Regions from separate parts of the Homo sapiens genome. Here region 1 is linked to region 2. A link is a loop called in an ENCODE intact Hi-C map of the cell type or tissue named here. Cell type or tissue: heart left ventricle. All regions are shown on one strand. Links, peaks and the distances in the headings refer to the core of each region. The heading gives the core; the rest is flanking DNA.

Evidence for each region. A loop is a pair of places that touch in the nucleus more often than their neighbours do. Peaks named below come from ENCODE experiments on the same cell type or tissue, not always from the same donor. Only the 100,000 strongest peaks of a DNase experiment are listed, where the experiment ranks them.
Region 1: it touches region 2 in a loop (10-fold over the local background); 50 of 110 quality-filtered maps call a loop at or near these places.

The regions. Positions count from the first base shown.
Region 1 is chr3:49,289,298-49,300,591 of GRCh38, reverse strand. It overlaps USP4 (ubiquitin specific peptidase 4), which reads left to right. Exons shown (of 22, transcript NM_003363.4): 11 at 1-125; 12 at 1,957-2,040; 13 at 2,628-2,722; 14 at 5,994-6,185; 15 at 7,994-8,082. Among named protein-coding and RNA genes, the nearest start is that of C3orf62, 18 kb to the right of the region's middle. In heart left ventricle, for the core only: a CTCF peak has its summit at 4,939; a DNase peak (open chromatin) is centred at 3,652; H3K27ac peaks cover 1,683 bases.
Region 2 is chr3:49,443,449-49,454,742 of GRCh38, reverse strand. No RefSeq gene overlaps it. Among named protein-coding and RNA genes, the nearest start is that of NICN1, 20 kb to the right of the region's middle. RefSeq lists enhancers at 5,619-5,758, 10,246-10,595. In heart left ventricle, for the core only: a CTCF peak has its summit at 5,436 (motif pointing right); a DNase peak (open chromatin) is centred at 5,447.

The DNA.
Region 1 (11,294 bases), core at 1,620-9,619, 150 kb after region 2:
AATGTGCTAAGGTTTCTGTGACCTTTGACCCATTTTGCTATCTAACGCTGCCACTGCCCTTGAAGAAAGATCGAGTTATGGAGGTTTTCCTGGTTCCTGCTGACCCTCACTGCAGACCTACTCAGGTGACAGAATCCACACCCTTATGGCACCCCTCACTGCAAGTGGTCTCCAGATCCCAGTGGGACTGCTCCTATCTGCTGCATTGGCTGCCTCTGAGTCCCCTTGGTACTTGCCTGGGTATGGGCCCTTGGCCTCCATCAGACCTTTGTCTAATCCCATATCATTTAAGGCCTATTGTGAAGGTCTTTGCAGCTTCTTTGCTTCTCTGTCACTTTTTTTTTTTTTGAGACAGAGTCGCTCTGTTGCCCATGCTGGAGTGAAGTGGCATGATCTCAGCTCACTGTAACGTCTTCCTCCCAGGTTCAAGCGATTCTCCTACCTCAGCCACTCAGTAGCCGGGATTACAGGCGTGTACCACCACGCTCAGCTAATTTTTGTATTTTTAGTAGAGACATAGTAGAGACAGGATGTTACCTTGTTGGCCAGAACTCCTGACCTCAAGTAATCTGCCCATCTTGGCCTCCCAAAGTGTTGGGATTACAGGCGTGAGCCACCGCACCCGGCCTCTGTCACTTTTTTGGCCACACTTCATTCACGCGACTAAAGTAACCTGATCTACTAAGTGGTTCTTGAATCTGAATGTTGGGGAACCAGAAGCACGGTTCTTTTCGTACTCAGATATACCCTCACATAACCTAGGACAGCCTGTACAGAAGATTAGGCCAGATGAGAGGTGTGAGCAGCAGGTCTTAGTGTCTTACCCTGCTGATGGCTCACTGAGTAATTGTATTGCTTAGCCTTCTGGTTTTGGTTTCTTTGTCTCTAAAGAAAGTTGAGGGCCGGGCGCGGTGGCTCACGCCTGTAATCCCAGCACTTTGGGAGGCCGAGGCGGGCAGATCACGAGGTCAGGAGATCCAGACCATCCTGGCTAACACGGTGAAACCCCGTCTCTACTAAAAATACAAAAAATTAGCCAGGCATGGTGGCGGGCGCCTGTAGTCCCAGCTACTCGGGCAGCTGAGGCAGGAGAATGGCGTGAACCCGGGAGGCGGAGCTTGCAGCGAGCCAAGATTGCGCCACTGCACTCCAGCCTGGGCGACAGAGCGAGACTCCGTCTCAAAAAAAAAAAAAAGTTGAGGCAGGCTGGGCACGGTGGCTTACCCCTGTAATCCCAGCACTTCAGGAGGCCGAGGCGGGCAGATCACGAGGTCAGGAGTTCGAGACCACCCTGACCAACATGGTGAAACCCTGTCTGTACTAAAAATACAAAAATTATCCAGGCGTGGTGGTGCGCGCCTGTAATCCCAGCTACTCAGGAGGCTGAGGCAGGAGAATCGCTTGAACCCGGGAGGTGGAGGTTGCAGTGAGCCAAGATCGCGTCACTGCGCTCCAGCTTGTGTGACAGAGCAAGACTGTGTCTCAGAAAAAAAAGAAAAAAGAAAAAAAAGAAAGTTGAGGCCGGGCTTGGTGGCCAACACCTGTAATCCCAGCACTTTGGGATGCTGAGGCGGGAGGATTGCTCGAGGCCAGGAGTTTGAGACCCTGTCTCTACAAAAAATAAAAATAAAATAAAAAGGTAGGACCAGATGGCAATTTGAATTTGTATAATTTCAGCAGTTCTTCAGAAAGTACTCTAAAGAATTAAGAATAAAATGAAGCAATGTTTGGAAGAGAAAGAGATGGCCTAGCCCCCATGCTGCTGCCTGTGTATTGAGGAGGATGCTGACATAGAGGTCCTGCTTATTTGCTCTGCTTCTGACTCATCTGTACCCTGACCTCACCATACATTGTTTCTAGAAGGGCTCCTCTGCCCCTAGTGATGCCTGCTTCTCCTAATGCATTTCGCACCCTTTGTGGGGCACCCCTGTGACCTTGACCATCTCTGTCTTGCAGTACCGTGTGACTGTGCCGCTGATGGGGGCTGTGTCCGACCTGTGCGAGGCTCTCTCCAGGCTGTCTGGCATTGCTGCAGAAAATGTAAGGCGGGGTGATCAGTGGCACTCGGTCTATTTGGGATACTTCATAGCATTTGGAGTTTACTTTCAACCTTGAAGCCACTTTTTGGGGTTGTTGTTATTGCCAGCACAAATGTGATTATTTGTGTGTGTCTGGATGCCTCACTCACTATGCACATTGTGACTGAGACTGTCCCTTCCAGCTCCAGGAAACACTATCTTTCCTTCATTGGGTTCACACTAGCCGTGGTCAAAGGACCAGGAGTAGGGCTCTGCTGTCAGATCTGTGCACTGAGGGTGGCATAGAGACTGCAGACTATGGAATACTCCAGAGGCTCTGGACAACTGCTGGTTTCTGGTTAGCACCACACTCCTCGCCCTTCCTGCCAGTCGAGGGCAGATGCTACCAGCATGTTCAATTCTGATGGCAGCCATGCTGCTCCCCCTTGGGCCTTGGCCCTCAGCTCTCTGGGGCTGTTTGTGTGGTGGTTTCTCTAGAGGCAACATTTGAGTATGAGTATTTTTTTTTTCATTTGTTTCTGGGTTTTAAGCAGTTAGTAGGGGCACTCTTAGCCATTCTGTGGTCTTTCTGTTACTGTTCATTCTTAGATGGTGGTCGCAGATGTGTATAATCACCGATTCCACAAAATTTTCCAAATGGATGAAGGTTTAAACCACATCATGCCTCGGGATGACATTTTCGTGTGAGTACTCAGCAGTTTCTGCTGCAGGTCAGGTCAGAGGACACATTCTAGAGACTTTGCTGCATTCATATCTCCAGAACAAAAATGTGGGCAGTCATTGCTCATGTGGATTGGCCCTGACCCCTGGGTGCAAGAGATGGGTATTGAGGGCATCGTGGGCAGCCATCAGTGCTCAACCCCTCCTGCCCTGCAGAGCTAAACATTCTGATAACTCTCCTCAGCACAGCCACAGCCTTTTTTCAACAGTTTTGCCTATGAAGAAGGCCAAATCACTGCTCCTACAGATGGTCCTACCATCAGAGATGCCTTTCTTAAGAGGAATCCCAGCTGTGTGATGGGAAGATGGTAGTAGGGGTGTGGTACGGAAGGATCTTGTCCTTTCTCTGCCACAGGCTGTAGCTTCTCAGCGAGTACCATGATACTACCATCCCCAATGCAGAAATGACAGGGCTGATTTAAACAGCTGTTTTCAGCTCAAACATTCTGTAAGCTCTGAGACTGAGTTTCTTCATCTCTGTGAGGACAATACAAAGGCCTCCTCTGCCTTCCCACATGCTGCTTCATGGCTGCTCTGTGTAATTGTGTGTGTGTCCCTCTTCCAGGCACAGTGGTGTAATAACTTGCCGGCTGCTCCCATACATGAACTTGCCTGCTGCTCCCAGGCAGCCACTTGCCCAGGAAGTATGGAGCACAGCCGTACTGTCCCTCCCTCTTTACCTCTCACTCAGGAACTTGCCTCTGCTGAGAAAGGGTTTTAGGATTTTGTTTTGGTTTTTGTTTTTGGCTGAGGAATTCAGTATGTAAAGGAGATAGTTCCTTCCCTTTACATTTTTGGGCCTATGACTTCTAGATCTCTCTAAAAGGAATAGTTCCTAGCCACACCCAAGATCTATTTCTGTTCTCACTTGCACAGACACAGCCAAGAGCTGACACTGTGCCAAGGGCTAGAACATGGGAAAGTCCACTTTCACATATAACCCCAAGCCCTTAACATGGTCTCTGTAAATTCCAGAAAGTAGTGTTTTCACACACCTGAGCTGAAAGGAACTGGAGGATTACCCTGTGGGGAGCTTAGCAGACCACCAACAAAGGAATTTTCAGAGGGCCTATGGGCCAACCATTGGAAAAACAAATTCTTTTATAGATGAATTTGAATTGACAATTGTTTTATGAAAGCAATAGTAGCATCTGGTATTTTTATTTTATTTTATTTTATTTTTTTAGACGGAGTCTCGCTCTGTCTCCCAGGCAGGAGTGCAGTGGCGCAATCTCGGCTCACTGCAAGCTCTGCCTCCCGGGTTCATGCCATTTTTCTGCCTCAGCCTCCCGAGTAGCTGGGACTACAGGCACCCGCCACCACGCCTGGCTCATTTTTGGTATTTTTAGTAGAGCCAGGGCTTCACCGTGTTAGCCAGGATGGTCTCAATCTCCTGACCTCGTGATCCACCCGCCTTGGCCTCCCAAAGTGCTGGGATTACAGGCGTGAGCCACTGTGCTCGGCCAGCATCTGGTATTTTTTATTTTTTATTTATTTATGTTTTTGAGATAGAGTCTTGCTGTGTCACCCAGGCTGGAGTACAATGGTGTGATCGTGGCTCACTGCAAGCTCCGCCTCCCAGGTTCATGCCATTCTGCCTCAGCCTCCTGAGTAGCTGGGACTACAGGCGCGTGCCACCACACCTGGCCAATTTTTTGTATTTTAAGTAGAGATGGGGTTTCACTGTGTTAGTTAGGGTGGTCTCGATCTCCTGACCTCGTAATCCGTCCCCCTCGGCCTCCCAAAGTGCTGGGATTACAGGTGTGAGCCACTGTGCCCGGCCTGCATCTGCTACTTTTTAATGTGTTGTACACTGTGCTACTAAATTATTTAATTCTTACCACACCTTTTAAAGTGGGTAATCCCATTGTCCACCGAATAAATAGACTAAGAAGTTAGGTGCTTATTACTAGCAGCCAGAAAATGGCAATGTGGACCTGGAACCTGGGGCAGGTGCACTCCAAGGCCTGGTTCTTTACCACTATGCTGGACCACAGTATTTACTCGAGAGCACACCTTGGACATTTTTATGTATTAGAAATTCCTCCTTCATAAACTTCAGTCAGGACTGTTTGCTAGGCATTTGGGGAGGGGGGGGTGTGTGTGTGTGTGTGTGTGCGCGCGCGCGCGCACACGTGCATATGTTTAGTTTCAAAATTTGAATCAGTAAGTTTGTGTCTCCCCCTATAGGAAGAGGGAAAGACTACAGTCGGTTGCCAGCAATTTTGGTAACATCTGTTCCAGGATAAAACATCTATAAATCTCCTCAATCCCATGTATTCACTAAGTAAGACACATTTTTCAAAATCATTGATTTGTATCTAGCAGTTTCTTTGGTTATCTCTGATGTTTTTCAGAATTAGATACGATTCTTTCACTTCAGTGTTTTTGAACAAAGATGACAATTACTTTTATAAATTTGCTTGCTCATTTGGAAAAAAAGAGTTTGGCTAATATCCTAGGTGTACATCTTTGTACAATATTTGGTCTTATTAAAGGGCAGGGCACTCAATGCTTTTTTTTTTTTTTTTTTTTTTTTTTTTTGAGATGGAGTCTCGCTCTGTTGCCCAGTCTGGAGTGCAGTGACAAGATCTTGACTCACTACAAGCTCCGCCTCCTGGGTTCACACCATTCTCCTGCCTCAGCCTCCCGAGTAGGTGGGACTGCAGGTGCCCACCACCATGCCCGTCTAATTGTTTGTATTTTTAGAAGAGATGGGGTTTCACCGTGTTAGCCAGGATGGTCTCAATCTCCTGACCTCGTGATCCGCCCGCCTTGGCCTCCCAAAGTGCTGGGATTACAGGCGTGAGCCACCGCGCCCAGCCAACTCAATACATTTTTTAAAGATGAGCTCTTTGATGACAAAAGATGAACTTGGTGGCTGGACCCAGCTGTGTGCCTTTGTGTTCAGAGTGATGATCTGAATGATGGCTGTTATCTGTGTTGGGTCCCAGTTGAAGGACCACAGAGTTTGAGGCCGTGGTTGGAAGAAGGAGTATCACGGTTAGCCCTCAGCCCCAGGTTGTATAGGTTCACATTGTGCTGACAATGGTCCTTCTAGGGATTCCTGACTCAACCTCTAGAAACGTCTTGGCAATAGTTATAGCCACCTTTTCTACTCAAATATGCTCTGTCCCAGTAATCATAGCCCTGGCCACCACATAGCTTCAGCTCAGATCTCTGTTGTTCACAAGGACCTACTGCTAAAAGTGCCCTCTTGTGTGATTGACGCAGGTACGAGGTCTGCAGCACTTCCGTGGATGGCTCGGAATGTGTCACGCTTCCAGTCTACTTCAGGGAGAGGAAGTCCAGGCCATCAAGCACTTCCTCCGCATCAGCGCTATATGGGCAGCCACTATTGCTTTCTGTCCCCAAGCACAAGTTAACCCTTGAGTCTTTGTACCAGGCTGTTTGTGATCGTATCAGGTTGGTGGCAGGAATGTGATTTGGTTGTTATCTGAGATGAAGATATACCCAGTAATAGTAGTGGCAACTCCTGCCAAGTGGCTGTGTTGATCCTACATGCTCACCTCTGTAAGAAATGCATTTGCCGGGTGCAGTGGCTCATGCCTGTACTCCCAGCACTTTGGAAGGCCAAGGCGGGCAGATCACCTGAGGTCAGGAGTTTGAGACCAGCCTGGCCAAGATGGTGAAATCCCGTCTCTACTAAAAATATAAAATTAGCCAGGCATGCTGGTGGGTGCCTGTAATCCCAGCTGCTCGGGATGCTGAGGCAGGAGAATCGCTTGATTCTTGATTCTCCTGGGAGCTAGAGGCTGCAGTGAGCTGAGATCGCGCCACTGCATTCCAGCCTGGGTGACAGAGTGAGACTCCATCTCAAAAAAAAAAAAAAAAATGCACTTGTGCCAGCCCCTGGATGGGCCAGGGCAGGTGCTATTGGGATGAGCCACCTGGCACATCTTAGGTACCGTGATCCTAGGAGTCCAGTCCTCTTAGAATCATGTTAGGGAGGCTAGCGCTTTGATGGCATTTGTATTTTATTTCTGAAGTGTTCCACTATCGTTCTGAAGCTGGAAATTAGGATTATTGGGAAATACCTTCAAAACTGATGGTGCCACATGACTTTCACATAAGACTCGAGACAAACTTTCTTAAGAGTCTTCATTGGCTAATTTCTTGTGGGTTTTTTTTTTTTCCTTCCGAGATGGAATCTTGCTCTCTCGCCCAGGCTGGAATGCAGTGGCACGATCTCGGCTCACTGCACCCTCTACCTCCCAGGTTCAAGTGATTCTGCTGCCTCAGCCTCCCAAGTAGCTGGGATTACAGGCATGTGCCACCACGCCCGGCTAAGTTTTGTGTGTGTATGTTTTTGTTGTTGTTGTTGTTGTTTGTTTGTTTGTTTGTTTTTTTGAGATGGAGTTTCACTCTGTTGCCCAGGCTGGAGTGCAGTGGCACAATCTCGGCTCACTGCAACCCTCACCTCCCAGGTTCAAGTGATTTCCAGCTAATTTTTGTATTTTTAGTAGAGAGGAGGTTTCACCGTGTTGGCCAGGCTAGTCTCAAACTCCTGACCTCAAGTGACACTCCCATCTCAGCCTCCCAGAGTGCTAGGATTACAGGCATGAGCCACCGTGCCTGGCCAAACTTTTGTATTTTTAGTAGAGATGGGGTTTCACCATGTTGGCCAGACTGGTCTGGAAATCCTGACCTCAGGTGATTGCCCACCTCGGCCTCCCAAAGTGCCGGCATTACAGGTGTGAGCCACCATGCCTGGCCATTTGTGTTTTTAATTTCTTAAAATATTGAGCCACTGTGTTATTTTATTTTATTTTATTTATTTTTTGAGACAGAGTTGCTCTCTGCCCAGGCTGGAGTGCCTAGTGGCATGATCTCGGCTCACTGCAACCTCTGCCTCCCACGTTCAAGTAATTCTCCTGCCTCAGCCTCCTGAGTAGCTGGGATTACAGGCATGTGCCACCATGCCCAGCTAATTTTTTTAGTTTTACTAGAGATGGGGTTTCACCATGTTGGCCAGGCTGGTCTCGAACTCCTGACCTCAGGTGATCCACCTGCCTTGGCTTCCCAATGTGCTGGGATTAGCCACCACACCTGGCCCAGTGGATAATTCTAAAGCACTTCTATTTACATAAATTGCTTTGTCAGTAGCTATCATCCATATAAATTATGAACTACTTCTTAGCCGCATGGTGGAAAAAATAGATAAATGTTACAACTAACAATCTTTTTTTTCTTCTCTTTTTCTCTTTTTGAAGCCGCTATGTGAAACAGCCTTTACCTGATGAGTTTGGCAGCTCACCCTTGGAGCCAGGGGCCTGCAATGGCTCCAGGAACAGCTGTGAAGGTGAGTATGCACCATGCTCTGTGGCTGTGACTGACCAAATACCTCCTGATTTCCCTCTTCTTCTAAAGGTGTTACACACATGGGAGAAGGGGGTTGGGACTGGGTTGGGGCTCTGCCTACAGCAGCAGAGTTAGGAGTTAGGTCTACAACATTCTACTCTGCCAGTGCCTGTTGTCCAACTTTGCTACCTTGTGGAATCTTCCTTTTTTTTTTTTTTTTTTCCAGATAGGGGTCTCATTCCTGTCACCCAGGCTGGAATGTGGTGGTGCAATCATGGCTCACTGTTACTTCAGACTCTTGGGCTTAAGTGATTGTCCCACCTCAGCCTCCAGAGTAGCTGGGACTACAGGTGCATGCCACGACACCCAGCTAATTTTTAAATTTTTTGTGAAGACCAGGGGTTGGCCGGGCGTGGTGGCTCACGCCTGTAATCCCAGCACTTTGGGAGTCCGAGGAGGGCGGATCACGAGGTCAGGAGATCGAGACCATTCTGGCTAACACAGTGAAACCCCGTCTCTACTAAAAATACAAAAAATTAGCCGGACATGGTGGCGGGCACCTATAGTCCCAGCTACTTGGGAGGCAGGAGAATGGCGTGAACCCGGGAGGTAGAGCTTGCAGTGAGCCAAGATCGCGCCACTGCACTCCAGCCTGGGCGACAGAGTGAAACTCTGTCTCAAAAAAAGAAAAAAAAAAGGACCAGGGGTCTTGCCATGTTGCTCAGGCTGGTCTTGAACTCCTGACCTGAAGCAATACTCCTGCCTTAGCCTCCCAGAGGGCTAGGATTACAGGTGTGAGCCACCCCACCTGACATGTCACTCTTCTTTTTGGGACTTACGTGACTCAGTGGCTTTCTGTAAAACCATATATGTCTTTCAAGCTAGTGCTGTAAATTTTTTCTTTTCTTTTTCTTTCTTTCTTTTTTTTTTTTTTTTTGAGACGGAATCTTGCTCTGTCGCCCATGCAGGAGCGCAGTGGCGCGATCTTGGCTCACTGCAACCTTTGCCTCCTGGGTTCAAGCAACTCTCTACCTCAGCCTCCCAAGTAGCAGGGATTACAGGCGCATGCCACCATGCCTGGCTAATTTTTGTATTTTTAGTAGAGATGGGTTTTCACCATCTTGGCCAGGCTGGTCTTGAACTCCTGACCTCATGATTCACCTGCCTCAGCCTCCCAAAATGCTGGGATTACAGGTGTGAGCCACTGTGCCCAGCTTTTTTTTTTTTTTTTAAGAGTAGGGTCTTGAGGCTGGGTGCGGTGACTCACACCTGTAATCCCAGCACTTTGGGAGGCTGAGGTGGGTGGATCACGAGGTCAGGAGATCGAAACTATCCTGGCTAACACAGTGAAACCCCATCTCTGCTAAAAATACAAAAAATTAGGCGTGGTGGTGGGCACCTGTAGTCTCAGCTACTTGGGAGGCTGAGGCAGGAGAATGGCGTGAACCCGGGAGGCAGAGCTTTCAGTGAGCCAAGATCACGCCACTGCACTCCAGCCTGGGCGACAGATTGAGACTCCGTCTCCAAAAAAAAAGCGTAGGGTCTTGATTATCACCCAGTCTGGAGTGCAGTGGTTCAATCATGGTTTACTGCAGCCTCAACCTGCCAGGCTCAGGCTATCCTTCCACCTTGCCCTCGTGAAGTGCTGGGATTACAGGTGTGAGCCACTGCGCCCAGCACATAAATTCTCAGTTGCAGACGGGTGCGATGGCTCATGCCTGTAATCCCAGCACTTTGGGAGGCCAAGGCAGGCAGATCATCTGAGGTCAGGAGTTCGAGACTAGCCTGGCCAACACGGTGAAACCCTGTCTCTACTAAAAAATACAAAATTAGCCAGGCATGGCAGTGTGTGCCTGTAATCCCAGCTACTTGGGAGGCTGAAGCACGACAATCTCTTGAACCCAGGAAGCGGAGGTTGCAGTGAGCTGAGATTGCATCATTGCACTCCAGCCTGGACAACAGAACAACATTCCATCTCAAACAAAAACAAAAACCAGCAAAAACAAAAAATTATCAGTTGCAAAACCAAATGTCCAGATTCCTCCAAGACATGCAGTCCTAGAAAGTGAGAACTGACTTTAACTAATTAATTTATTTCTATATGGAGTCCACTTTGTTGGCCAGGCTGGAGTGCAGTGGCACAATCTTGGCTTACTGCAGCCTCAGTCTCTTGGGTTCAGGGGATTCTCCCACCTCAGCCTCCCAAGTAGTTGGTACTATAGGTGTGCGCCACCACACTTGGCTAGTTTTGTATTTTTAGTAGAGACGGGGTGTCTCCATCATGGCGAGTCTGGTCTCGAACTCCTGACCTCAAGTGATCTGCTCACCTTCGCCTTCCAAAGTGCTGGGGTTACAGGCCTGAGGCTGTCATCAAGAGATACTCCAAATTATTTTTGGTATTTTAGGGTTGAATATGGCTGGAATACAGTGGCGCAATCATGGCTCACTGCAGCCTTGACCTCCTGGGCTCAAGCAATCCTCCCACCTCATCCACCTGAGTAGCCAGGACTACAGGAATGTGTCACCATACCCAGCTAATTTCTTTTTCTTTTTTTTTCTTTTTTGTGGAGACAAGCAAGGTTTTCCCATGTTCCCCAGGCTGGTCTTGAACTCCTGAGTTCAAGCAATCCACCCACCTTGGCCTCCCAGAGTGCTGGGATCATAGGCGTGAGCCGCCACACATGGCCAATATTTGGATTCTCTTTTTTTTTTGAGACTGAGTCTCACTCTGTCACCCAGGCTGTAGTGCAATGGTGGGATTATAGGCGCCCACCACCATGCCCGGCTAATTTTTGTATTTTTAGTAGAGATGGGGTTTCACCATCTTGGCCAGGCTGGTCTCGAATTCCTGACCTCAGGTGATCCATACACCTCGGCTTCCCAAAGTGCTGGGATCACAGGCATGAGCTACTGCACCCGGCCTCAATATTTGGCTTCTTATTCTTGCCCGAAATGTTATGTTCATTTCCCGCTAGGGATAAGTAGGAATACATTTTGTTTATAGGTCCAGCAGCAGAGGTGTTGGAATGGTAATAGGTCTCTGAACAGCCCCTGGGTGATCTGTGGTACTCTGGAAGCTAAGGCACTCTGATCCCCAGCTCAAGGTGTGGGGTGGACTTGAACAAGTCACTTCATCCCTCTGAACCTTGGTTTACCTGTCTGCAAAAGGATATCTGCTTCACAGATCTGCAATTACAATTTGAGGTCATGCGA
Region 2 (11,294 bases), core at 1,528-9,527:
TCTCAACTGGCTGTGAGCCCTGGGCCCACCCTTGGCCACCTTGACTTGCACTGCCCTCTAGAGCCTGAGGGGTTGGGCTAGGAAAGCCTTGAGAGACTCACCTGCTCTGCCACCTGCTTAGAGCTACTTCAAATCATCCTACAAGAGACAGTGGAAAAGAAATGGCAGCTTCTGGCTGGGTATGGTGCCTTGCGCCAGTAATTCCAGCGCTTGGGGAGATCTAGGTGGGAGAATTGCTTTGCTTGAAGCCAGGAGTTCAGACCAGCCAGGGCAACATAGCAAGACCTTATCTATAAAACAAAAAAAAAAAAGAAAAGAAAAAAAAATTAGCCAGACATGGTGGCATGCATCTGTAGTCCCAGCTACTCAAGAGGCTGAGCTGAGAGGATCCTTTGAGCCCAAGAGGTCGAGTCTGCTGTGAGCTGTGAACATGCCATTGCACTCAAGTCTGGGTGACAGAGACCGAGTTTCTTATTTATGTATTTATTTATTTTTGAGACAGAGTCTCACTCTGTCACCTAGGCTGGAGTGCAATGGCTCAATCACAGCTCACGGTAGCCTCAACCTCCCAGGCTTATGCAATCCTCCCACCTTACCCTCCCAAGCAGCTAGAACTATAGGCACATGCCACCACGCTTGGCTAATTTTTTTGTTTGTTTGTTTTGTTTTTTTACAGGCAGCCTCCTGAGCCAGAGTAGACTCCGAAACACCCCTTGCTAATTTTTGTAATTTTTGTCGAGATAGGGTTTTGCTATGTTGCCCAAGCTGGTTTCTAACTCCTGAGCTCAGGTGATCTGCCCGCCCTGGCCTCCCAAAATGTTGGGATTTCATGCATGAGCCACCTTGCCTGGCCAAGACCCTGTCTGTCTCTGTCTGTCTGTCTTTCTTTCTTTCTTACTTTCTTTCTCCCTCTCTCTCTCTCTTTCTTTCCTTTCTTTCTTTCTCCCTCTCTCTCTCTCTTTCTTTCTTTCCTTCCTTCCTTCCTTCCTTCTTTCCTTCCTTCCTTCCTTTTCTTTCTTTCTTTCTTTCTTTTTTATGGAGTCTTATTCTGTCACCCAGGCTGGAGTGCACTGGTGTGATCTTGGCTCACTGCAACCTCCGCCTCCGCAGGTTCAAGCAATTCTCCTGCTTCAGCCTCCCGAGTAGCTGGGATTACAGGCTCCTGTCACTGCGCCAGGCTAATTTTTTTGTATTTTTAGTGGAGACAGGGTTTCACCATCTTAGCCAGGCTGATCTTGAACTCCTGACCTTGTGATCCACCCGCCTCAGCCTCCCAAAGTGCTGGGATTACAGGCGTGAGCCACCGCTCTTTCTTTTTTGTTTTTTTGAGACGGAGTCTTGCTCTTGTCACCCAGGCTGGAGTGCAATGGGCTCACTGCAACCTCTGGGTCCCAGCTTCAAGCAATTCTCCTGCCTCAGCCTCCCCAGTAGCTGGGATTACAGGCGCCATCCCTCCCAAACCACGCCTGCTTAATTTTTGTATTTTTAATAGAAACGGAGTTTCGCCATGTTGGCCAGGATGGTCTTGAACTCCTGAACTCAGGTGACCCACCCGCCTTGGCCTCCCAAAGTACTGGGATTACAGCCGTGAGCCACTGTGCCCGGCCAACCCTGTTTCTAAAAAAAAAAAAAAAAAGAAAAGAAAGAAAGAAAGAAAGGTAGTTCCAAACTCAGTTGAGAAGCTAGGCCTGCACTTGTGAGTACAGAGCAGTCCACGCCCAATAGATTTGCCTAGACTGTCAACATTGCTTCCTTACCTTCTGCCCGTCCAGATGGGTCTGGCTGCCAGTTTGTGGACTCCTGGAGGCTTTTGAGGCTCTGAGCTCTCATCCACAAACACACACATCCATCACTAATCCTTCTGTTTTTCCTTTTATTTATTGGCAGTATCAGTCACTCACTACATTTATATGTGTGTGTGTATGTATGTATGTGTGTTTGTATGTGTGTGTGTGTGTGTGTGTGTGTGTGTGTATATATATATATATTTTTTTTTTGAGACAGAGTCTCACTCTGTCATCCAGACTGCAGTGCAGTGGCGTGATCTCAGCTCACTGCAACCTCTGCCTCCTGGTTTCAAGTGACTCTCCTGCCTCAGCCTCCCTAGTAGCTGAGATTACAGGTACAGGTACAAGCTGACACATCCAGCTAATTTTTTTTTTTTTTGGTTTTTCTTTGAGACGGAGTCTCACTCTGTCGCCCAGGCTGGAGTCTCATGGTGCGATCTCAGCTCACTGCAACCTCCGCCTCCCGGGTTCAAGCAGTTCTCCTGCCTCAGCCTCCCGAGTAGCTGGGATTACAGGCATGCACCACCACACCCAGCTAATTTTTGTATTTTTTTTTTTTTTGAGATGGAGTCTCGTTCTGTCACCCAGGCTGGAGGTGCAGTGGTGCAAGCTCGGCTCACTGCAAGCTCCGCCTTCCAGGTTCACGCCATTGTCCTGCCTCAGTCTCCCGAGTAGCTGGGACTACAGGCGCCCGACACCACGCCCGGCTAATTTTTTTGTATTTTTAGTAGAGACAGGGTTTCGCTGTGTTAGCCACGATGGTCTCGATCTCCTGACCTCGTGATCTACCCGCCTCGGCCTCCCAAAGTGCTGGGATTACAGGCGTGAGCCACCGCGCCCGGCCAATTTTTGTATTTTTAATAGAGATGGGGTTTCACCATGTTGGCCAAGCTGGTCTCGAATTCACAACCTCAGGTGATTCTCCCGCCTCGGCCTCCCAAAGTGCTGGGATTACAGGCATGAGCCACTACGCCTGGCCAATTTTTTGTATTTTTAGTAGAGACAGGGTTTCCCTATGATGGCCAGACTGGTCTTGAACTCCTGACCTCAGGTGATCCACCCACCTTGGCCTCCCAATGTGTTGTGATTACAGGCATGAGCCACCATGCCTGGCTTTTTGTTTTGTTTTGTTTTTTTGGACAGATCTTGTTTGGTGGCCCAGGCTGGAGTACAGTGGGGCGATCACGGCCCACTGCAGTCTTGAACTCCTGTGCTCAAGCAATCTTCCCACCTCAGCCTCGCAAAGAACTATTTTATTTTATTATTATTATTATTTTTTGAGACAGAGTTTCGCTTTTGTTGCCCAGGCTGGAGTGCCATGGCGCAATCTCAGCTCACCGCAACCTCTGCCTCCCAGGTTCAAGCAATTCTCCTGCCTCAGCCTCCCGAGTAGCTGGGATTACAAGCATGCACCACCATGCCTAGCTAATTTCGTATTTTTAGTAGAGATGGGGTTTCTCCATGCTGAGTCTGGTCTCGAACTCCTAACCTCAGGTGATCTGCCCACCTCGGCCTCCCAAAGTGCTTGGATTACAGGCGTGAGCCACTGCGCCCGGCCTATTTTATTTTATTTTATTTTATTTTTTTGAGACATAGTCTTGCTCTGTGGCCCAGGCTGGAGTGCAATGGCGCAATTTCAGCTCACTACAAACTCTGCCTCCCGGGTTCAAACAATTCTCCTGCCTCGGCCTCCTGAGTAGCTGGGATTACGGGCGCCTGCCACAACGCCCAACTAATTTTGTGTGTGTGTTTTTAGTAGAGATGAGATTTCATCATGTTGGCCAGGCTGGTCTCGAACTCCTGACCTCAAGTGATCCACCCACCTCTGCCTCCCGTAGTGGTGCTGGGTTTACACTGCACTCCAGCCTGGGAGACAGAGCGAGACTCCGTCTCAAAAAACAAACAAACAAACAAAAGCTCTATGAGAGGAGAACCTTTGCTGTATGTTTCTGTGAGAAAAGTGTTCAGTAAATAATAGTTTTTTATTTTATATATATATATATTCGTTTGTTTTTTCTTTTGAGACAGAGTCTTGCTCTGTGGTGCCCAGGTTTGAGTGCTGTGGCGCGATCTTGGCTCACGGCAGCCTCTGCCTCCTGGGTTCAAGCGATTCTCCTGCCTCAGCCTCCCGAGTAGCTGGGACTACAGGTCATCATGCCTTGCTAACTTTTGTATTTTTAGGAGAGACGGGGTTTCACAATGTTGGCTAGGCTGGTCTCAAACTCCTGGCCTCAGGTGATCCACCCGCCTTGGCCTCACAAAGCATTGGGATTACAGGTGTGAGCCACCGTGCCAGGCCTATATTTATTTATTTTTTTTAGAGACAGGGTCTCACTATGTTGCCCAGCCTGGCCTCAAACTCCTGGGATCAAGCAATCCTCCTGCCTCACCCTCCCAAAGTGCTGGGATTACAGGCATGAGCCACTGTACCCAGCAAAATATTTGTTAAATAAAAAAAATCATAAAGCTGAAACTAGATCTATATACAATTTGGCAGAAGGATTCTATGACCACTCATCAGCTGTGTGGCTTTGAGCAAGTTATTCAATCTTCCTATTTTTCCATTCAGTTTTCTTACCTTTCCACTCAGTTTCTTTTCTTTCTTTTTTTTTTTTTTTTTGAGACGGAGTCTCGCTCTCGTCGCCCAGGCTGAAGTGCAATGGCTCGATCTCAGCTCACTGCAACCTCCCCCTCCCAGGTTCAAGGGATTCTCCTGCCTCAGCCTCCCGAGAAGCTGGGATTACAGACGCATACCACCACGCCCGGCTATTTTTTGTATTTTTAGTAGAGACAGGGTTTCCCCTGGCTGGGCATGGTGGCTCACGCCTGTAATCCCAGCACTTTGGGAGGCCGAGGCGGGCGGATCATGAGGTCAGGAGATCGAGACCATCCTGGCCAACATGGTGAAACCTCTTCTCTACTAAAAATACAAAAATTAGCTGAGCGTGGTGGCATGCAACTGTATTCCCAGCTACTCGGGAGGCTGAGGCAAGAGAATCGCTTGAACCCAGGAGGTGAAGGTTGCAGTGAGCCGAGATCACATCACTGTGCTGCAGCCTGGCAACAAAGCAAGACTCCGTCTCAAAAAAAAAAAAAGAGCGAGACGGGGTTTCACCATGTTGGCCAGGCTGGTCTCAAACTCCTGACCTTGTGGTCCGCCTGCCTCGGGCTCCCAAAGTCCTGGGATTACAAATGTGAGCTGCCACGCCTGACCCATTTACTACAAGTTTATGCATACATCCTCTGAGGGCAGGAGTTCTTACCTTGAAGGCTGTGGGCAGTCTTTATGGGTCTCTGGAAAGAAAGAGAGAGAAGGAAGGAAGGAGGGAGGGAAGGAAGGAAGGAGGGAAGGAGGGAGGGAGGAAAAGAAAGAAAGAAGAAGGGAAGGAAGGAAGAAAAAAAAAGGGCTGGGCAGAGAATGAATGGGCTTGCAAAATACTCTTTCAGCCAGCCATTTCCAGAATTCAGGTGTGGACCATACAAAAGGGAGCCTGGCACAGTGTTGTTATTTTTCATTGTCTTGGTAATGCTAGGACATAAGAGCAGAGAAAAACCTTTGGAAAGTTGGGGATCCGAGGTTAAGGTAAGGAATATCATTCCAGGCCCCATCAGCCTTGGATAGATGAGCTTGATTCTCAGAGGCAGGTGATGCTCCATCTTCCAGCAGATGGCGCTAACTGTCCTTATTATATCTGAGGGTTGCCAGGTTAGAGACTGTTCTCGGAGACCTGAGATAGGGACTGGTCGCAGGAAATGGTGCCAAGGAAACGGAAGGTCATCATTCACTAATTAAACACCAACTAAACACCTATGTGCCAAGGCCTATTCTAGACACTGAGAATTTGGCCATGAACAAGACAAAGTCCTACTTTTACAAGGGGTGCATTTTAGAGATGTGTTGTCAAATATGATAGTCACCAGTTTACACATGGCTACTGAGCACTTGAAATGTGGCTAGTCCGCGGGACGCGGTGGCTCATGCCTGTAATCCCAGCACTTTGGGAGGCCGAGGTGGGCAGAATACGAACGAGGTCAGGAGTTCGAGACCAGCCTGACCAACATGGTAAAACCCCGTCTCTACTAAAAATACAAAAATTAGCCGGGCGTGGTGGCGGGTGCCTGTAATCCCAGCTACTCAGGAGGCCGAGGCAGGAGAATCGCTTGAACCTGGGAGGCGGAGGTTGCAGTGAGCCGAGATCGCGCCACTGCACTCCAGCCTGGGCGACAGAGCGAGACTCCATCTCAAAAAAAAAAAAGGGCCAGGCGCTGTGGCTCACGCCTGTAATCCCAGCACTTTGGGAGGCCAAGGCGGGCGGATTGCCTGAGCTCAGGAGTTCGCGACCAGCCTGGGCAACACGGTGAAACCCCGTCTCTACTTAAATACAAAAAATTAGCCGGGCGTGGGTGCCCCTATAGTCCCAGCTACTTGGGAGGCTAAGCCGGAAAATCGCTTGAACCAGGAAGGCGGAGGTTGCAGTGAGCCGAGATCGTGCCACTGCACTCCAGCCTGGGCGACAGAGCGAAACTCCATCTAAAAAAAATAAAAATAAAAATAAAAGAAATGTGGCTAGTTCAAATTGAGATGTGCTGTAAGTGTAAAATATACACCAATGTCAAATATTTCGTATGGAAAAAATGACCTAAACTAATATTTTAAACATTAATTTTTATGTTGAAATGATCATCTTTTATATACAAGTGAAATATCCTATTAAAATAAATTTAACCTATTTCTTTCTTTCTTTTTTTCTTTTTTTTTTTTTTTGAGACGGAGTCTTGCTCTGCTACCCAGGCTGGAGTGCAATGGCATGATTTTTGGCTCATTGCAAACTCCACCTCCTGGGTTCAAGTGATTTTCCTGCCTCAGCCTCCCAAGTAGCTGGAATTACAGGTGCCCACCACCACACCCAGCTAATTTTTGTATTTTTAGTAGAGACGGGGTTTCACCATGTTGGTCAGGCTGGTCTTGATCTCCTGACCTCAGATGATCCACCTGCCTTGGCCTCCCAAAGTGCTGGGATTACAGGCGTGAGCCACCGTGTCTGGCCTCACTATGTCGCCCAGGTTAGAGTTTAGTGGCATGATCATGGCACACTGCAGCCTCCACCTCCCAGGTTCAATCGATTCTCATGTCTCAGCCTTCCCGAGTAGCTGGGATTTACAGGCAGATGCTACCACACCCAGATAATTTTTTTTTTTTGAGATGGAGTCTCGCTCTGTCGCCCAGGCTGGATGGAGTGCAGTGGTGCAATCTCGGCTCACTGCAAGTTCCACCTCCCGGGTTCATGCCATTCTCCTGCCTCAGCCTCCCTAGTAACTGGGACTACAGGCGCCCGCCACCACGCCTGGCTAATTTTTTGTATTTTTAGTAGAGACAGGGTTTCTCTATGTTGGCCAGTCTGGTCTTGAACTCCCGGCCTCAAGTGATCCACCTGCCTTGGCCTTCCAAAGTGCTGGGATTACAGGCATGGGCCACCTTGCCCAGCCGAGACTTTTTATTTATTTAGTTATTTTGAGATAGGGTCTTGCTCTGTTGCCCAGGCTAGAGTGCAGTAATATAATCATGGCTCACTGCAGGCTAAAACTCTCCAGCTCAAGCAATCCTCTTGTGCCTCGGTCTCCCGAGTAGCTGGGACTACAGGCGTGTACCACCATGCCCACCAATTTTTTTTTTTTTTTTTTTTTTTTTGGTAGAGATGAGGTTTCCCTCTGTTGCCAAGGCTGGTCTTAAACTTCTGGGTGCAAGTGATCCTCCTGATTGGGCCTCCCAAAGTGCTTGGATTACAGTTGTGAGTCACCTCGCCCAGCCTAAGGGAGACTTTAACTATGAGTTATATCTATCTATGTTTATGATATTAGAAATTAAAACTGAGAAAACTTTAAACTATTTCTTTTTGTTTGTTTTCTTTTTATTGAGACAGGGTCTCACTCTGTCACCCAGGCTGGACTGCAATGCTGAGATCATATGTCACTACAGCCTTGACCTTCTGGGCTCAAGTGATCCTCCTGCCTCAACCCCCTGAGTAGCTGGGACTACAGGTGTGTGCAACCACACCCAGCTAATTTTTCTTTTTTTTTGCAATGTTTGTGGAGATGGGGTTTTGCCATGTTGCCCAGGCTGTTCTCTAACTCCTGACCTCTGGTGACCCGCCTGCCCTGGCCTCCCAAAGTTTTGGGATTACAGGTGTGAGCCACAGCACCCGGCTACTATTTGCCTATAAACAATAGGCCGGGTGGGTCACCTGAGTATTAAATCATATTTATAGCAGGCCATTGGTTTGGGTAGAACTCCTGTACTAGGCCCAAAAGACCAAACCAAAATTGAGTTACTTGTGCTGAAGTGCCATTCCACGAAGCTGCAACTAAATTATTTATCTAATCTTCCAAGAAATTAGGAGAGAGAGGCCGAGTGCAGTGGCTCATGCCTGTAATCCCAGGACTTTGTGAGGGCGAGGCAGGCGGATCACTAGAGGTCAGAAGTTCAAGACCAGCCTGACCAACATGAAGAAACTCCATCTCTACTAAAAATACAAAATCAGCCCGGCGTGGTGGCGCATACCTGTAATCCCAGCTACTTGGGAGGCTGAGGCAGGAGAATTGCTTGAACCCAGGAGGCAGAGGTTGCAGTGAGTGAAGATCATGCCATTGCACTCCAGCCTGGGCAACAAGAGCAAAACTCCATCTCAAAAAAAAAAAAGAAAGAAAGAAAAAGAAAAGAAATCAGGAGAGAGAGAGATAATAGCCAAATCTCCAAACAAGTCAATTTTAGACAACATGATAGAGAAATTCCCTCTGCTTTAACCTCTACAAAGAACATACTTTTGAAAGAACCAATCCCCTTTTGTTCACTGTTTCTGCTTTCCTCAACCCTTTTCTGCCTACGCAGCCAAACTGCTCTGCTCAGTTCATCAGAACACTCACTGTATTTTATTTTATTTTATTTTTTTGAAACAGAGCCTCACTCTGTTGCCCAAGCTGGAGTGCAGTGGCGCAATCTCAGCTTATTGCAACCTCCACCTTCCGGGTTTAAGAGATTCTTGTGCCTCAGCCTCTGGAGTAGCTAGGATTACAGGCATGTGCCACCACACCTGGCTAATTTTTGCATTTTTTAGTAGAGACGGGGTTTCACCATGTTGGCCAGGCTGGTCTTGAACCCCTGGCCTCAAGAGATCCACCTGCCTCAGCCTCCCAAAGTGTTGGGATTACAGGCGTGAGCCACCACGCCCAGCCTCATTCTATTTTATAGAATGAAGTGTTGCCTGATTGTGGAATCATAGATAAAAGCCAGTTAAGATCCTTAAACTAGCTGGGCACTGTGGCGTGCACCTGTAGTCTCAGCTACTCAGAAAGCTGAGATGGGAGAGTCACCTGAGCCCAGGAGTTCAAGGCTTCAGTGAGCCACTCCACTGCATTCCAGCCTGAGCGACAGAGATTCTATCTCAGAAAAAAAAAAAAAAAAGAAAGAAAAGAAAAAAGGAAAAAAAAGGAGATCCTTGCTGGGCACAGTGGCTCACGCCTGTAATCCCAACACTTTGGGAGTCCAAGACAGGTGGGTCACCTGAAGTCAGGAGTTCAAGACCAGCCTGGCCAACATGGTGAAACCCTGATTCTACTAAAAATACAAAAATTAGCCAGGTGTGGTGGCGGGTGCCTGTAATCCCAGCTACTCAGGAGGCTGTGGCAGGAGAATCATTTGAACCTGGGAGGTAGAGGTTGCAGTGACCTGAGACTGCGCCATTCCACTCCAATCTGGGCAACAAGAGCAAAATTCCATCTCAAAAAAAAAAAAAAAGCGATCCTTAAACTAAATTTGTTGTGATTTTGTTTTTGACAAGATTGGAAGATGGATTAAAAGAGACAAGATCCAGCTATATGCTGCCCCCAAGAGTCTTACTTTAAATATAAGGACACTTTGGGAAGTTGAGGTGGGCAGATTGCTTGAGCTCAGGGTTTCGAGACCAGCCTTGGCAACACCATGAAACCCAGTCTCTACAAAAAATACAAAAACTAGCTGGGTAGGGTGGCCTATGCTTGTAGTCCCAGCTATTCAGGAGGCTGAAGTGGGAGGATGGCTGAGATAGGCCACTGCACTCCAGCCTGGGCAACAGAGCCAGACCTTGTCTCAAAGAAAGAATGAATGAATGAATGAATGGCCGGGCGTGGTGGCTCACACCTGTAACCCCAGCTCTTAGGTAGGCAGAGGCAGGAGAATAGCTTGAGCCCAGGAGTTCCAGACCTGCCTGGGCAATATAGCGAGACCCCATTCTCCACCAAAAAAAAAAAAAAGACAATAAATAAATAAATGAACACAAAGAAATTATAAGAAATGGCCAGGCCCAGTGGCTCACGCCTGGCACTTTCAAAATCCTAGCACTTTGAGAGGCTGAGGCGGGCAGATCACATGAGGTCAGGAGTTCGAGACCAGCCTGGACAACATGGGGAAACCCCGTCTCTACTAAAAATACTAAAAATTAGCCAGGCGTGGTGGTGGGCGCCTGTGATCCCAGCTACTTGGGAGGCTGAGGCAGGAGAAGTGCTTGATCCCAGGAGGTGGAGGTTATAGTGAGCCGAGATCATGCCACTGCACTCCAGCCTGGGGAACAGAGCGAGACTCTGTCTCAAAGAAAAAAAGAAAAAAAAGAAAAAAATTGTAAGAAAAAATAGCTCAGAGCAGTCTGAATTATGTGTGGTGTGCAGGCACAGAGAGACTTCCGGTATGAAACTTCAGTCATGCTCCCTCCCTCAAGCCCATGCCTGGGGGCAGTTGCTTAAGGTTATTTTGGGTCAGGCACAGTGACTCATGCCTGTAATTCCAGTGCTTTGGGAGACAGAGGCAGGAGGATCCCTTGAGGCCAGGAGTTTGAGACCAGCCTGAACAACATAGTGAGCTCCTGTCTTTACGAAAAAAAGTAAAGAAAAATATTCTTGCTGTAGCCTGAGCCTGCAGTCCTAGTGCTAGTCCCAAGAGGAGTGCTTGAGCCCAGGAGTTTGAGGCTGCAGTGAGCTATGATTACACCACTACACTCCAGCCTAGGTGACAGAAGCAATAGCTTGTCTTGAAAAAAAAAGTCATTTTGTTCTTGACTGCCTCACCCATTATCTTCATGCTCCTGGAATTTGTGATATAAAGAAGCAATGGGGCCTGGGCAGGGTGGCTCACACTTGTAATCCCAGCACTTTGGGAGACTGAGACTGGAGGATTGCTTGAGTCCAGGAGACCAGCCTGGGGAACATAGTGACACCCTGTCTCAATTAAAAAAAAGAAAAAAGAAACAATATATAAGCAATCAATGGCTTATGTTATTTTAATATAAGTTATTGGTAACAACTCAGGAATTGCTTCTTCTTTCCTTTAAAAATCCACCTGTACAGCCAGCATGGTGGCTCATGCCTATAATCCCAGCACTTTGGGAGGCCGAGGCAGGCAGATCACCTGAGGTCGGGAGTTCGAGACCGGTCTGACCAAAATGGAGAAACCCCATCTCTACTAAAAATACAAAATTAGCT